Linked DNA regions of Homo sapiens: region 1 is linked to region 2. A link is a loop called in an ENCODE intact Hi-C map of the cell type or tissue named here. Cell type or tissue: K562. All regions are shown on one strand. Each heading gives the region's core, and the rest is flanking DNA. Links, peaks and the distances in the headings are about the cores only.

Region 1 (5,241 bases), core at 242-5,241, 50 kb before region 2:
AGCGTGGGCAACGTGGCAAAACTCTGTCTCTACAAAAATACAAATATAAAAATCGGCCAGACACGGTGGCTTGTGCCTGCAGTCCCAGCTACTCAGGAGACTGAAGTGGGAGGGCCACTTTAGCCCAGGAGATGAAGGCTGCAGTAAGCTTAGAGGGCGCCACTACACTCCAGCCTGGGCAACAGGGTGAAACCCTGTCCGGGAAAAAAAAAAAAAAAAAAGAACTGAAAATGGGAGCCTGACTATCCCCCCAAATAATTGTAACACCAGTCTTCTATACTTAAAAGCAGTTTTGATTTCTACTATATCACAAAATCACAAAACAAAGGCATCCTTAAACCGAAACCTAGCTCCCCCACCCAGACTAAATCAGAAATTCAGAAAAAGTGTGCTGCAGAGCTGACACTTCAGGTAAATTATACCTATTGACTATTCTAATTTGGGGTAAATATGAACACAGAACAATAAATATTAACAATATTAAGTGTCTATACAGGGGTATACAGTTATCTTGTCATATGATGATACCCTAAGTAGTATAAAGAAAATGAATCAAAACAAAGCTAAGGGTTATACAAATCATTACTGAGCACTCCATTCATAATGTCTGGGATAATTTAAAAGATGCCTTAACAAGTTATAGCTGAGAGTTCAGAAATTCAATGATAGAACCAAAAGAATCATGTATCAATTACTTGAATATTTCTTATTTCTATGCTGCATTTGAAAAAAAACTGATTATACGTTCAACTTATTCCTGAAAAAAGTTCATTAGCAATATTTAACAAAAGTGCTTTTATACAAAGATATGTTCTTAAAAATTATATCCACCAAAAAGTTCATTTCAAGCACACTCTATGATTAAAATAATTTTGAATATAAAAGACAAATTGCAAAAGACTTTATATTCATTACAACAATTGAAAAAGATATAATAATCACTACGCTACTGCCCTTGACAAAAATCAAGGGCATATAAGGGACTAATCAGATCTGTTGCGCTGGTAGATAAATGACATGCTATTCTGAATAGATGCTATTAGTGATATTTCACAAAGTACTACATCATCTAATGATAACAATACCTTGACTTTCTTCAGTGCTGTATACTTAAATGACTTCACTTGTGGCACACACTTTCTGAGGTATCTGCCACGCCGCCTCCCTCCCTTTTTCTGAAAATCTCCCCCTCAGTTCTCAGGGGTGGGCCAAGTGCATATTGTGAGGCCCCATTTAACTGGCCAGTGTTAACTGAACCAATATGGAAATCTGACCTAAGCTGGGGGACAAGTAATTTCAAACCTAACTCAGAGTCAGTCTCTGCAGATGATTACAAGAATTAACATACAAACTCAGCAAGTGTTGAGGCAAACATCCTACTATGACTCTAAAAGCAAAAGAGAAAATCAGTTCCACATAATGAAAGAGAAAAACAAAGCAGATGCATAGAGAAAGGCAAAGACAATGAGAAAAGGAAGTGTTCCGATAGCTTCCTTATTCCCGGTGTTCTGGCGATTCCTGACATTTGATTGCATCCCCGCCTTGTATTTCCCGAACAAGCCTGAATCTTACACTAAATACTTGGTTTTTAGCTCACAACTAGACACGGTTAGCTTCCAAACTAATACGTAATTTAGTTATCATAAAATCCATAAGGTACATATTATTAACCCTCATTAATATTATAAGGCCTAAACATAGTATGTGACTTGCTGGCCTAAACTTGACTAGTAAGTCACAGTACTACTATGACACTGCTAGCTCAGAGAAGGACACACCAACTTAGAAGTAATAGCTTAGAAGTAATAGTTTTATGTAAATTATGACAACTTGTCCAAACTTCAAGAATGTGATATAAAAATAAACAAAACAGAATCCTTTAATCATTGTCTTAATGTACTCTAGTTTTAAAAGTACTTCTTGGCAAAACAAAAACAAAAACAAAAAAAATTGATTTGGTACTAAGGACAAACTTTCTGTGTGATAATAATAATCTTAGCAGGCATTATTTTATTGGGAGCCATCTAAGCCAAGTACCATACTAAGAACTTCCCATTTTACAGAAAAAAAAAAAAAAGGTTTAGAAAGATAATATAAATTCCTGAATATTAAATACCTAGTAAGTGGCAAAGACAGGATTAAAACTCAGATCTATCAGGCTCCAAAAGCCTTTCCAACATAACAAGTTGCCTCTTTATTCCCAAAAGGTTTGAAATAAATACAGATGCTGAAATTAAGAGATTCAAAAGTGAAATAATTCTAAGTTAAATAAAAAAGATCTCTGAAACTGAAAAGAACAAAGTATGTTTCTATGTGAGTTCCTAAAACACTGCCTGGGGTTCATTGTTTACTGTTTAATGAACAGATAAATGAATAATTCTAGAAGAAAAAGAACTCAAAGTTCCAATACAAAATGCCTGGTATACCTTGCAAGGTACATCTTTCTCCCTACTCTGTGTAGCCCAAGATCCAACAACAGAGTCTCCTTCAATTCTCCCATCCAACCTCCTTCCTCCCTACAACTACTGGCCAGGTGGTAGGAACATAGATTGCAAGCCACTAGTGATAGCTACCATGGTGTCAGAAAGAAAGTGTCCAATAGAAAGAGAGAGTGGAAAGGCAGAGGCATAAGTGAGAAGAAAAGATGAGAAATGAAGACAGAGTCTGAAGGAGTAAGATAAGGCCTGGAAGAGAACAGAGAGTGCTGGAGCAAGAAATTTTAACCTTCCCTTCACCCATTATTTTCCTTCTTCTCTTTCGTCTCGAATTTCTCCAGTGGGTTTCCATTCTACCATTCTTCTTCTCCCTTATCTGCAATGGAATAACATAAGAATCTGGAACCAACAGTAGGGCAGGAAAAGAGAATAATCCATGCAAAAGGGAGACTAGAAGAGAATAGGGAAGAATGAGAAAAGAGTAGTTAATAAAGCCATGTTAAAACTGTTATCAATTATGCCAGGCTCTGTGTCTAAATTCTGTAATACTGTGACTATACATTAATGAGTTAAAATATACAAAGAACAAAGTTACAGGTGGTATATTTGAGACTTTTTACAATCACAGACACATGAAGGTTAAAAACAGTATTATTCACCTTTAAGCACCAGTATCTTTCATATTAAAATTTTTTAACAGAATAATTGAGTTTTTCTTTTTTTTTGAGACAGAGTCTCGCTCTGTTGCCCAGGCTGGAGTGCAGTGGTGTGATCTCACCTCACTGCAACCTCCACCTCCAGGATTCAAGCAATTCTCATGCCTCAGCCTCTTAAGTAGCTGTAATTACAGGTGCGTGCCACCATGCCCAGCTAATTTTTGTATTTTTAGTAGAGACGGGGTTTCACCATGTTGGCCAGGCTGGTCTTGAACTCCTGACTTCAGGTGATCTGCCTGCCTTGGCCTCCCAAAATGCTGGGGTTACAGGCCTGAGCCACTGCACCTAGCCTGAGTTATTATTAAACAAAGTTTCAAAATAGTCCTTGTGCATATATGGGCTTGACAACACAGTAAGCAGTAACACAGACCCACACATACACAAATACACATAGAAATGCTAAATAAAACAAACAACCATGAGAGATTTTAAATATACAATCAAACTAATGAAGGAGAAGAAAGGAAGAGAAATCCCCAAGAATTAGAAATAAAGAAAAATAATCAAAACTTTAAACACAGGAATAGATGCTGCAAAAGCAAAAGTCCTGGACACAGGCCCTAACAGGTGCCTGTTAGGGATCATTCGATCCACAACGAATGAAGGTATTGCTGGTGGCTTAACAGAGGTAGAGGACTGGAATGATTACCTCTCATTAAAACCAGGACCCTTTCCCCATGTCAGGGAATAATAAAAATTCTGATTCTTGTCCAGTGAAGCAACCTAGGGTGTTGGTGGGGGGCAGCATAAGAGGAAAACATGAGGGTTTGGAGTCTGAATCCATACTGCCCATGTGGTAAAGAAATCCTCTGCCAAGAAATTAATATTAAATCTAGTTCCTATCCCACAGAAGCAAAAGCATTCAGAGGGAAAGGAACTCATCCCAGAAAAATCTACCTCAGTCAAAAGTGAGCTCACAATTGAAAAAAAATTAAACTAAATGAGGAAATAGAACACCAAAATGGGGAAAGTTGGCAATCAAAACAAATGGGAAGATTAGTACCCTCAAGAACTCAAGAGAATAATACAATCTGAAAAATACCATGAAGTGGGTAACAATGATTCAAGAGATAGAAGAAATACAAATAATGAAAGAACAGAGATTTGAAAATTAACCAAGTAAAACAAGAAATGAAAAATACTGCCACTGAAATGTAATGATATATTAACATGTGCATATAGGACAAAATAATGAATTTTTAAGTCACTGATTTACTTCTCTATGCTGTTTAAAGTACTCAAACTTAAAAAAAAAATACTCTGAAGCAATAATTGAAAAACAGGGGAAAGTACAGAGAGAGAATCATACACTCCTCCAAGAATAGTTTAAGGCTATGAATTCCTCCCAAGAAAAAGCACATTTACCTCCAATTTTATATATCATGTAAAATGTTGCTAGATGCCTCATAAACTTTGACTAAGAAATAATGTTCTAAAGGATACTAAGAATATAGCCATGTATTCTGGCCCTTATTAAGTATAAATTTAAACCAAATTATAGACAATCACAGAAAATATCACTGGTTAAAAAATCGGCCTTTTAAGTCATAAGATACCCTGAGAATGTTATTTTCACATCCGCAATCCCAGCATCAATAAACTCTACCTCCTGTGACACACTAGAGGAACAATAAGGAATTAAGATACGGTGTTCTAATTACTGGGTGAACTATAAATATACTACACAGATTTTAAAATATAACTCACCTAAACATTAATCTAACACATTCCCATTACTGCAATAAACTTGCAACTTTAATCACAAAGAGTTAATGAAGGTAACAAAGCAGCTACAGATTTTTAACAATTTTTATGAAATCATTTTTGGCTGGGTGCAGTGGCTCATGCCTGTAATCCTAGCACCCTGTGAGGTAGAGGTGGGCAGATCACTTGAGGTCAGTAGTTCAAGACCAGCCTGGCTAACATGGTGAAATCTCGTCTCTACTAAAAATACAAAAATTAGCCAGGCATGGTGGCACACGCCTGTAATCCCAGCTACTTGGGAGGCTGAGGCAAGAGAATCACTGGAACCCGGGAGCTGAGGCTGCAGAAAGCCAAGATCGTGCCACTGCACTCCAGCCTGGGTGACA
Region 2 (5,504 bases), core at 272-5,271:
TTCAGGAGTTCAAGATGAACCTGGGCAACATGGTGAAACCTTGTGTCTACTAAAATACAAGAAAAAAATTAGCCAGGCATGGCAGCGTGCACCTGTAGTCCCAGCTCCTTGGGAGGCTGAGGCAGAAGAATTGCCTGACCTCGGGAGGTAGAGGCTGCAGTGAGCTAAGATCACGCCACTGCACTCCAGCCTGGGCAACACAGTGAGACTGTATCTCAAAAAAAAAAAAAAAAAAACAGAATGGGAAGCAAGCTGACAAAATACAACCATAAATCACCAGAAAAGGAAGAATCCTAAACCAACTTTTAACTTTTTAGAAAAATAAACTATTAGTCTTATGTCCATTTTTCATAAAGAGACATAGGGAGGTTAAATAACTAAATCACCCAGTTAATAATCAAAGCAGTCAGTCTTAATCCAAAACCCCTTGCTCTTTTCCAGTATATTGGTTTAGAACAGAAACATTTCAGGTTAGGTGTTCTACTTGTAGATATTCACCATGGAAACTCTAAGGAAACTGGATTAAGTGTTATCACTATGAATAGACCAAATTAAACAGAAGGTGTTTTTGTCTTTGATTAAGCCTACAGTGACGTTTAAGCAATCTGAAATAAAACTGAAAGTTAACACATGATTGCACATGACTGAAATAATTCACAATCTTTTCAAAAGATTGTTTTCATCCATATAAGTAGTACTTTGCAGTATAATTAGATCAGGAGTGGGAAGAATGGCACTGGTGAGGAAGAGTTAAAGAGAAAAATAAATCTAAATCAGAAAAAAGAAAAAAGGCCAGGTGCGGCTGCTCACATCTGTAATCCCAGCACTTTGGGGAGGCCAAGGTCAGAGAATTGCTTGAGGCTAGGAGTTCAAGACCAGCGTGGACAACATAGTGAGACCCTATCTCTACCAAAAAAAAAAAAAAAAAAATAAGCAAGAAAACTAATTTTATTCCCCTATATGCTGTCTGTCTTTAAACAATGAAACTAGATTGTCCTCTATGATTATTATCTGGCCTCCCAAAAACTCTGAACAAAAGTTAATAGTAACCACAGCTTTAATTGTTCACACAATGCCAAAATAGCACCAATTATGTTTTCTCCTTAATAAAAGTATATATTTTCTAGTTTCCTTAACAGTATATATAAATAGTTGCTGGCACTAGAAACACAGCGCTTCATGGATGTAATAAATAGTAGTAAAGTTCCCACACTAGTCCAAAAGTCTGAAACCAATGGCCTAGCCAAAATGTGTTACACTGCAAAAAACAATACTTAACACTGTAACAGGATTTTAAAACTATGAGTCCATGATATTTTCCTCTTAAAAATCACAAAGTAATGAATGTAATCTCTTCAGATAGACAATAGTTTTGCAACATCTACAGTAATGAAAGCTGTAAAAAATAAAGTGACAATTTCTGTATTTAATGTAAATGCCTACACATAAAGAAAAGTAAGCTTAATTAGAGCAGGAAAAGGTCATAATTAAGAGATCTCTCAGTAATTTCAAGGACTTTAGGGGTTGACAGCAGTGGTTCATTATGATGTCAAATTTCACTCTACTTTTTAGGGTGCTTTTCTTAGATGTAATTTTACCAACAGCATCACTCATGTTATTTCACCATGATTAAATTTATCTTTCAGTGCACATGACTTTCACACAGAAAATGAAGTTCACAGCCACTAAGTAAAATATAACCTATTCAGATTTGGATTCTCTCTCCAATCCACACGATATCCCAAATTTCTCTCAAAATTTCTTTCTAACCCTGCTACTCAGGAAGTTACAAGGAAAACCATGACCTTATACTGGAAGAACATTTCCCAAAGCGTATTCTGTGAAACACTGGTTGCCAGCCATCCTCCAGACGCTCTGAAAAAAAGCCTATTCCATAGTCAGATAAACTTCATAAATTCTAGGATAATCTGCTGTATTTTTAACATTAAATGTTGTCTAAAATCTTTTCCCAAACTGATTTATTCATATAAACCTTTCCCCTTGCTCAAGCATCTATTAAATATCCCATGGATTTCCAGAACACACTTTGAAACTAGGGAGGGAGGTTAGAGTGAAGAGGCCCTAATCCCAAAAGAGAAGCAAACAGTTCCATGAGGAAGAGTAAAGGCAAACAGTGGGATTGGAAAGGGGGAGCCAGGTCTTTGTGCCCCGTTAACATGAAAGCTAAAGTGCTGCTCTCATACAGTGATAGATAAAGAAACACTAGCCAATAGAAGATTAGCCATTCCCTACGTACTGATTAGAAAAAGAGATGGCAGTCATAGGAAGGAAGTGTGTAGAAGCTAGCTAGAAAGAATAATCCTGGAGTTCTACTCACCATTAATGGAGAAGAAAAGGAAGTCCCCCAGATTTGGAAAGGAGTTTTTTTTTTTGTTTTTTGTTTTTTTTTTTGAGACAGAGTCTTGCTCTGTCGCCCAGACTGGAGTGCAGTGGCGCGATCTCGGCTCACTGCAAGCTCTGACTCCTGGGTTCACGCCATTCTCCCACCTCAGCCTCCTGAGTAGCTGGGACTACAGGCACCCGTCACCGCGCCCGGCTAATTTTTTTTTTTGAATTTTTAGTAGAGACGCGGTTTCACCATGTTAGCCAGGATGGTCTCAATCTCCTGACCTCGTGATCCGCCCACCTCGGCCTCCCAAAGTGCTGGGATTACAGGCGTAAACCACCGCACCCGGCCAAGGAGTTTTTATATACAACAAAAAACTTGTGTCTGGGATAATCCATACTTACAGTGTGGGTAATTCAAAAACAAAAATCACACGAAGTGCAGATGATCACACTTGCAATTCCAACACTTTGGAAGCCCAAGGCAGGCGGATCACTTGAGGGCAGGAGTTTGAGACCAGTCAGGACAACATAATGAGACCCCCCATCTCCACACACACAAAAATTTTTTAATTAGCTGGGCATGGTGGCACATGCTTGTAGCTCCAGCTACTTGGTAAGCTGAGACAGGAGGATCCTGAGCCCAGGAGGTTGAGGCTGTAGTGAGCCATGATGGTCTCTCATAACAATTATTATGCAAAGACTTCTTGACTCATCAAGACAGGGCAAAAGGAGCTAAGCAATTCTTGGTCCTCGATACCTAAAACTGGCAGTTTCCTGAGCAACAAATGATGAGAAAAAATCTGATAGAACTAGCAAATCCTCACCTACATCTACCCTAGAGTTCAGCTGAAGTGATGAGAAGCTAAAACCAAGAAACTACTACCTTTGTTTATAGGTCATATGGTTATCACTCAAACTCAAAAACGTATATACCTCTGACAATCAATCAAAGTCAATGCCCATTAGCCCAAACTCAGAAACGGAAAAAAACAAAGGAAGAGACAATAAACCATTGAAAGAAATACAAGAGTGAAATTAACTCCCCTGCCCATTAAGTTCTTTTAAATTAAAAATACCCAATCATAAAAAAAAAAAATACCCTATCATTCAACAAGTCAGACTGAAGTAGCAACTCAGGAACACAGTATTCATTCTCATTCTCTGTCTCCCTCTCCCTACTCATTCTCTTTTTCTCCCTCCCCCATGTCTCCTCTTCCCATCTATTTCCAAGTCTGTATCTTGCCCATACCTTACACTCTTTCCCTTCACTAGGTTCTTGAGTAAGTCCCTAATCTATCGTGTGTCCTTTTTGAAAAAATGAACTGTCTATATTTTCACTGTTTAACAGTCAACATAGCATAGCTGCACCTACACTGAAGTATTTCAAACTATTTTTATCTCAACCTATAGTAAGAAATATGGGAATAAGGACTACAGGAAAACACAATGTTTTGCACAACAATACTTATTCCTTCTATATTTGATGTACTTTATATTTTCTATTCTAGTCTTTAATTTTTTTTAAATGCTGGTTAGACTTAGTAATTGGTTTTAAAACCTATCACAACCAGCAGGAGAAAAACAATGAGCTACATACGTAACATACTGTCAATAAATGTACCAAATGAGAAAAAGGTCAGAGAATAAATTTTTGACTGCCATAAAAGAGTGGTACAATAAAATATTTATTTGAGCTAAATTATTTTATCCTAAAATAGCCTGAGCTTACTGTGTAATAGTATTCAAGTCCTAGGAATTATGGGACATTTCATAAAATTTCCAACATACTGCACTATTTGTTTTTATATACTGCTATACTAAGGTATGCCTTACATTTCCATATAAAATAAATATATGTCTAAAATTCCTAAAGTGTTAATCCTGACATCCTGTTTTCACTCATGAAGCAATACATTCCTTTTTTAAAAAAGCTGGGTGTGGTGGTGCATGCCTGTAATCCCAGCTCTTTAAGAGGCTGAGGTGGGAGGATCTCTTGAGCCCAGGAGTTCAAGACCAGCCTAGGTAACACAGTAAGACCCTTGACATGGTTTGGATTTGTGCCGTCACCCAAATCTCATGTCAAACTGTAATCCCAGTGTTGGAGGAGGGACCTGGCGGGAGGTGACTGGATCATGGGGGCAGACTTCCCCTTTGTGTTGTGATAGTGAGTGAGTTCTCACAAGATCTGGTTGTTTAAAAGCGTGTAGCATCTCCCCCTTCTCTCTCTTCCTCCCACTCCAGCCATGCAGGACGGGGTCGGCTTCTCCTTTGCCTTTTACCATGATTGCAAGTTTCCTGAGGCCTCCCCTGCATGCCTCCTTGTAGCCTGCGGAACTGTGAGCCAATCAAACCTCTTTTCTCTATAAATTACTCAGTCTTAGGTAGTTCTTTATAGCAATGCGAGAACAGACTAACAAAACCCTGTCTCTAAAATAAAGCAATACATAAAATAAAAAGAGTAATGTTCCTAAAAACAATTATAATACAACCCTGTCTCTAAAATAAATCAATACATAATATAAAAGGGTGATGTTCCTAAAAACAAAAAAATTACTAATGAACATCAAGTATTTCAAAGACTTTAGGGGTTAACAGCACTAGTTCATTATACCTAAGTTCACTCTACTTTATAGGGAATTTTTCCTAGATGTAATTTTATCAACAGCATCACTCCTATGCTATTCCATCATGAATGCCAGTAACCAGTATCATCTGGCAACTACCTCTAAGTGTAATTTCTCTTAAAAAGAGAGAGACAAACAGAAATGTTATAATAATAGCCATTACATCTATTGAACACACTTCTACCATGTGCCAGCATTGTACTAGATAAAATAATTGTAATTACTCATTATCATTCCTAGAATAGAATATTAGGTGGCTAGTATAAAGGAAACAAGTACCCAACCAATATTGCTGATTATTCTAGTTGAGAACTTAAATAAAATAAATGTAATCATCTGTATTAAGTGAACATTTTGATAATTCGGACTGATTAATTAATAAATTCTACTCAGGAAAAGCTAACAATGAGGAACAGCATATGTGAAGAACAAAAGTGTCCTAGAAAAGATACATATCCATCAACACCTCACTTAATTAACACTCGTGTCATAAAAAAAAAGTGAACAGCTTTAAAACTATACTAATAAAAA

What was found. Hi-C counts contacts between places; a loop is a spot of excess contacts. Peaks named below come from ENCODE experiments on the same cell type or tissue, not always from the same donor. Only the 100,000 strongest peaks of a DNase experiment are listed, where the experiment ranks them.
Region 1: a loop joins it to region 2, with 2.2 times the contacts of the local background. A loop is called at or near these places in 5 of 110 quality-filtered maps.

Annotation. Positions count from the first base shown.
Region 1 is chr1:227,257,974-227,263,214 of GRCh38, forward strand. The region is part of intron 1 of CDC42BPA (CDC42 binding protein kinase alpha); the gene reads right to left. Among named protein-coding and RNA genes, the nearest start is that of CDC42BPA, 58 kb to the right of the region's middle. In K562, for the core only: no CTCF peak of the experiment used is centred there; a DNase peak (open chromatin) is centred at 2,588.
Region 2 is chr1:227,308,293-227,313,796 of GRCh38, forward strand. All of the region lies in intron 1 of CDC42BPA (CDC42 binding protein kinase alpha), which reads right to left. Among named protein-coding and RNA genes, the nearest start is that of CDC42BPA, 7.4 kb to the right of the region's middle. In K562, for the core only: no CTCF peak of the experiment used is centred there; a DNase peak (open chromatin) is centred at 2,215; H3K4me3 peaks cover 1,009 bases.